2 separate regions of the Homo sapiens genome follow, and region 1 is linked to region 2. A link is a loop called in an ENCODE intact Hi-C map of the cell type or tissue named here. Cell type or tissue: OCI-LY7. All regions are shown on one strand. Each heading gives the region's core, and the rest is flanking DNA. Links, peaks and the distances in the headings are about the cores only.

Evidence for each region. Hi-C counts contacts between places; a loop is a spot of excess contacts. Peaks named below come from ENCODE experiments on the same cell type or tissue, not always from the same donor. Only the 100,000 strongest peaks of a DNase experiment are listed, where the experiment ranks them.
Region 1: a loop joins it to region 2, with 5 times the contacts of the local background. A loop is called at or near these places in 2 of 110 quality-filtered maps.

The regions. Positions count from the first base shown.
Region 1 is chr20:1,623,355-1,626,274 of GRCh38, forward strand. No RefSeq gene overlaps it. Among named protein-coding and RNA genes, the nearest start is that of SIRPB1, 4.8 kb to the left of the region's middle. In OCI-LY7, for the core only: no CTCF peak of the experiment used is centred there; no DNase peak of the experiment used is centred there.
Region 2 is chr20:1,534,879-1,537,798 of GRCh38, forward strand. It overlaps SIRPD (signal regulatory protein delta), which reads right to left. Exons shown (of 4, transcript NM_178460.3): 3 at 2,277-2,432. All of the region lies in intron 2 of LOC105372499 (a long non-coding RNA gene), which reads left to right. Among named protein-coding and RNA genes, the nearest start is that of SIRPD, 21 kb to the right of the region's middle. In OCI-LY7, for the core only: no CTCF peak of the experiment used is centred there; a DNase peak (open chromatin) is centred at 1,163.

The DNA of each region.
Region 1 (2,920 bases), core at 205-2,704, 88 kb after region 2:
GCTAGTGGATCTATCAATCTTTGGTCTGGAGGAAGGTGGCCCTCTTCTCACAGCTCCACTAGGCAATGCCCCAGTGGGAATTGTGTGGGGGCTCCAACCCCACATTTCCCTTCTGCACTGCCCTAGTAGAGGTTCTTCATGAGGGCTCCGGCTTCTGCCTGGACATCTAGACTTTTCCATATATCCTCTGACATCTAGGCAGAGGCTCCCAATCCTCAGCTCTTGTACTCTGCATACCTGCAGAATTCACACCACATGGAGCCACCAGGGCTTATGGCTGGCACCCTCTGAAGCAGCAGCCGAGATATACTCGAGCCCCTTCGAGCCAAGACCGGAGCTGGAGTGAATGCGGTGCAGTGGGCCGTGTCCGAAGGCCGCACACGGCAGCAGGCCCTGGTTCTGGCTCTCAAAACCATTCTTCCCTCTTAGACCTCTGTGCCTGTAAAGAGATGGTCTCTGAAATGCCTTTGAAGGCTTTTCCCAGTGTTTTCAATATTAGCATTTGGCTTCTTTTTACTCATGCAAAGTTCACAGCCTGCTTGAATTCGTTGCCTGAAAATGGGCCTTTCTTTTCTACCACATGTCCAGGCTGCAAATTTTCCAAGCTTTTATGCTCTGCTTCCCTTTTAAATATAAGTTCCAGTTTCAAGTCATCTCTGTGCTTACGCATATGAATTAGGCTGTTAGAAGCAGCGAGGTAACTGCTTCTTCTTTTTTGTGTGTGATATAAAGTCTTACTCTGTCACCCAGGCTGGAGTGCAGTGGTGCAATCTTGGCTTACTGCAACCTCCATCTCCCGGGTTCAAGTGAGTCTCCTGCCTCAGCCTGCTAAATAGCTGGGACTACAGGTGTGTGCCATGCACCACCACACCTGGCTAATTTTTTTTTTTTTTTTGTATTTTTAGTAGTGATGGGGTTTCACCATATTGGCCAGACTGGTCTCAAACTCCTAACCTCGTGATCTGCCCGCCTCGGCCTCCCAAAGTGCTGGGATTACAGACGTGAGCCACTGTGCCCCGCCTCAGGAAATTTCTTGAATGCTTTGCTGCTTAGAAATTTCTTCCAGCAGATACTCTAAATTGTCACTCCCAAGTTCAATGTTTCACAGAACCCCAGGGCAGGGGCACAGTGCCTCCAAGCTCTTTGCCAAGACTTAACAAAACCGATCTTTGCTCCAGTTGCCAGGAAGTTCATCATTTCCATCTGAGACCTCCTCAGCCTGGACTTCATGGTCCATATTACTCTCAGCATTTTGGTCACAATTCAAGAAATCTCTGGGAAATTCCCAGCTTTCGCTCATCTTCCTGTCTTCTAAGCCCTCTACACTCATTCAACCTCTGCTCATTATCCAGTTCCAAAGCCACTTCCACATTTGCAGGTAACTTTATAGCAATGCCCCACTCGTCAGTATCAATTTTTTGTATTAGTTCATTCTCACACAGCTAAAAGAAATACCTGAGACTGGGTAATTTATAAAGAAAAGAGGTTTAATTGGCTCCTGGTTCCACAGGCTGTATAGGAAGCATGATGCTTGCATACACCTGGCTTCTGGGAGGCCTCAGGAAACTTACAGTAAGGGTGGAAGGCAAAGTGGATGGAGACTTATCTCACATGGCTGGAGCATGAGGGATAGAGAGGGTGGAGGTGTTACACACTTTTAAACAACCAGATTTCACCAGAACTCAGTCACTATTACAAGAACAGCACCAAGAGGGAAACCTGCCCCCACGATTCAATCACTTCCTAGCAGTCCCCATCTCCAACACTGGGGATTACAATTTGACATGAGATTTTGGTGGGGAAACAGATCCAAACCGTATCAATTGAGTAGCTGACTGTACATAAGTGAGTAGTAAGTTAGTGAGCTGGCTCTTCATGCAGGGACAATCTCCTAGAACCCAGCACCAAGAGACACACCCAAACAAATTAATGACAATAGGTATAAATATAGCAATGGTAAAAGCTGTAACACAAAATAGTTTGAAAATGTTGCAATAGAAATACTATCTTAAGAAGCATAGTTTAAGGTAAAAAGCACAAATGGTTGAAAGAGAAATGTTTCCTTTTATGAAAGTAACAACTAACCTGAAAGATGAGTCACAAAATATTATGCCTCCAAAAATTATGATTTGAAATATATGACTCAAATATTGATAGAATAATTTCCATGCTCTGGCAGAATCTCTACTTAAAGCAGCAAGATGACTTCCTGTGAACTCCAATCCTTCAATGAAGATCTATTAGATGCATAGATACAATTTGAGTGAAAAATTTTGTGGAAATCATGTGGAGAATTGAGTTTCAAATTTAGGTTGACTTTGTGCAGTACAGATACAGCCTGGATGTCTGAGAAAACCAGGAGCCTGGGGAACCATGAGCTAAAATTCTCTTTCTGCCAAGTTTAGCCCTGCACTCATGACAGAAGGTGCAGATAATGAGATAAGGCTGTGGGACAAGTGAGGAGTCAGTGGATGTTTGAGGAGAGCAAAGATTAAGTTTGTGGGCTTAGGAATCAGAACTTCTAGATTTGAATTTAGTTCTATCAGTTCTAGCTGTGTGACCCAGGGGAGTCTGTTTAACATCTCTGTTTCTTGAGTTCTCTCAAATATAAAATGGAAGTAATCGTATCAACTTCAGAGGTTTGTTATGGTCATAAAATGGATTAATATATGTAAATTCCTTAATAATTGCTGATTGTGCTCCAAAAGTTAGATGTTATTGTTATTAGGTGGTGTTTTGGCAATAGTAATACCTTTAAAAAACAGACTCTCTGTCCTCGAGGATTTACGATGCAGTGCGACAACCCTGGCCAATGGCTGGGGGATGTGCAGATACCACCACATGATGAGTGTGGGTCACGTGTCTAGCCCTATAATCACGAAGTCATTACTAGCACCTGGGTCATGGTACAAGCATGACC
Region 2 (2,920 bases), core at 198-2,697:
CCCAATAAAACTCATACCCTTTGATTTAGTAATTCCTCTTTGACGGCCTTATTCAAAAGAAACAATCAGACAAGGGTGAATATGATTTGTAAAGGAATGGTAATCATAGTATTTACAATATAGAAAAGTTTGATGCATGGCCCATGTCCAAGAATAGGAGTGAGTTAGATAAATGATGGTACAACCACAAAATGGAAAACTATGTAGAGATTGAAATGATAGTGTTGATGTATATATTGGGGATGTATTGATGATGTTGCAGACACATATATATTTACATAGAAAAGGGTCCCCAATTTATCATTGAGTAAAAGAACAAATAAACCACCATATTTTGTGTAATCTTATTTTTGTTAAAAGTTCGATGTATCTAGAAGCAGCACAGTGAAGAGGTCAAAGTAAGAGCTAGTGGAGTCCCATTGACCCAGGTTTCAATGCCTCCTCTATTGCTTGATTGCTATAGTTTAAATATTTGTCCCCTCCAAAATTCATGTTGAAATTCAATCCTCAATGTGCAGTATTGAGAGGTAGGGTCTTTAAGAGGTGATTGGGTCATAAGGACTCTGCGTTATTTCACAAATTAGTGGATTAATGGGTTATCATGGGAGGGGAACTGTTGGTTTTATAAGAAGAGAGAGAGAGACCCAAGTATAGTATGCTAGCATGCTCAGTCCCCTCACCATGTGATACCCTGTGCTGCCTCAGGACTCTTTAGAGAGTCCCCACCAGCAAGAAAGCTCTCACCAAATATGGCCCCTTGACCTTGAACATCTCAGCCTTTACAACTATAAGAAATAGGTTCTTTTTCTTTATAAATAATCCAGTTTCATGTATTCTATTCTAAGCAACAGAAAAAGGACTGACATTGGTGTTTTACTTTGCGAAAATAACCTCCCTGAGGCTCTGTTTTCTTATCTATGTAATGTATACAATGTGGAAAGTAAAACTTCCTCTTGCAATTTTGTTGTGATACTGAAACCTGAAAATCTTTGAGAAACACTCAGGACTGTGCTCATAGAAGGACTTCTGTGAAATGGGCTTTCCATTCTTAACTGCAAGTCCAGTAGGCCAGGCTCCAGCCCTGACAACCTGGTGATTCTAGGAAGCGCACACCATTGCTTGGCTTTCAGTTCCTTCTTCTACCAAGCCTGATGGACCTTTCTCAGTTCCCATGACTTCTGTGAGTTCTAAGTGAAGACATAGACTTGCCAAAGACACAGAGTGAGAGTTGCAATGGCCGGATGCAGCAGGACTATTTTCGTGGGCTCATATTTGCACTTATTAAGCCCTAAAAGGCTGTAACAACCAGAGCTCACATAGGTGGTTCTGTGTGCTACACATTACTCCAAAAACTTAACTATATTAATTAACTAGTTTGATTCTCACCACAACTGTATTGGAAAGGCATTATTATTTATCCCGATTTCACAGACAAGAAAACAGAGGCACAGAGAAGTTGAGTAACTTATCCATAGTCAAACAGCCTACAAATGATGAAACTTGCATTTGAACCCCGGCCTGTCGTTTTTTTTTTTTTTTTTAATGCCTGTGCTTTTAACCACTTTATTAGTTGGACTCTAAATTGAGATGTTAACACCACTGGGAGAAGAATGGTTGCCTCTCCTGACTGTGCAGATCATCTTTGGAGAGAAGAGAGTAGACAGGCAGGAGAAACACCCGCATCAAGAACGTAATCCTAGGTTTCTGAGATTCTGGGAGACTTACTAGTCTAAAAAGGACCATTTAGCAATTTTTTCTAATAGTTCTACATTGCATGTGTAGTACTTGTTGTTATCTATCTACCTATCTATCTATCTAATCTATCTATTAATCACCTATGCATCCATGTGTACTCATCTTAATGACAGCATCCCTGTCTCCCTCCTGGGGACCAAGGGGTCAAATGCTGCTCCTCTACTTCTTCTCTCAGGATGGCATCAGGTCCTGCAGGTCAGGCCTAGGGGGTCGTGGAACCTTCACAGGACATCAGGGGTGTGGGAAGTGAGAGGGACTGGGCACCCCTGTCATGGGGAAACGCCTGGATGGGAGAGAAAGCAACCCCTCCAAGCAAGAAGAATTCTGGAAGGATTTGTTTTGGAGACACTAGTTATAAAACAAACTATTTAGGGAAGTGTCTTAAAGAGGAAGGGGTGGCAAAGAAAGAGGCCCTAGGACAACAGAGATTCATCCGCCCCACTGCAGGTGGCGAAATGGTACCGCCGCCAAACTCAGGAGAGCATCCCTGCATCATGGTACCTGAGGGTGGGGGCACTCACCTGTGAGTCCCAGCAGCCGGAGGCAGCAGCAGGGTTGGACGAAATAGTTTGTGCTGTTTCTCTCAGGCAGGGCCGAGAGGCAGGTATGGGCATCATGGTGGGCCCTGGAGCCTGCTCTGCCTGCAGGTCTGTTCTTGGGAGGTCTTGGATTCTGCTCTGCTGAGAGAGGCAAAACTATGTGTTCCATGATATAAGAGGAAGTTACTATGATGGGAGGAAAGGGCTGTAGGATTATGACCGTTCCAGTTTCTAGATTGTGAAATAGGAATCAGACACAAGCTAATAAGTTACTGATATAAGGGTCCCAAGGTGCTTGGAGGGGCCCTGGCAGACACCCTTAGTGCCTAGGCTGTGTCCTTTGGGCCCCTCACTTTGTGTCAGGTGTGCTGGTGACCCTTCCTCATCCAGGAGCCCAGGAACAGGGTCTGCCATAGAGAACGGTGTGTCCAGCCTCCTGTGATAGTCCAAGACCTGGGCTCAGATGAGCTGTGCAGCTAGTCAGGAGGAGGGCTCCCGGGAATGGGGCTTCACAGGTGTGGATCCCTGTTTTTCCCCACTCCAGAGGTGTCAGTTGTAAAAATGATCCTGAAGCCATATCTGATGGGAGGCTTTGGCTCTTCAAAGTACGCTTACAGGGGAAGTGA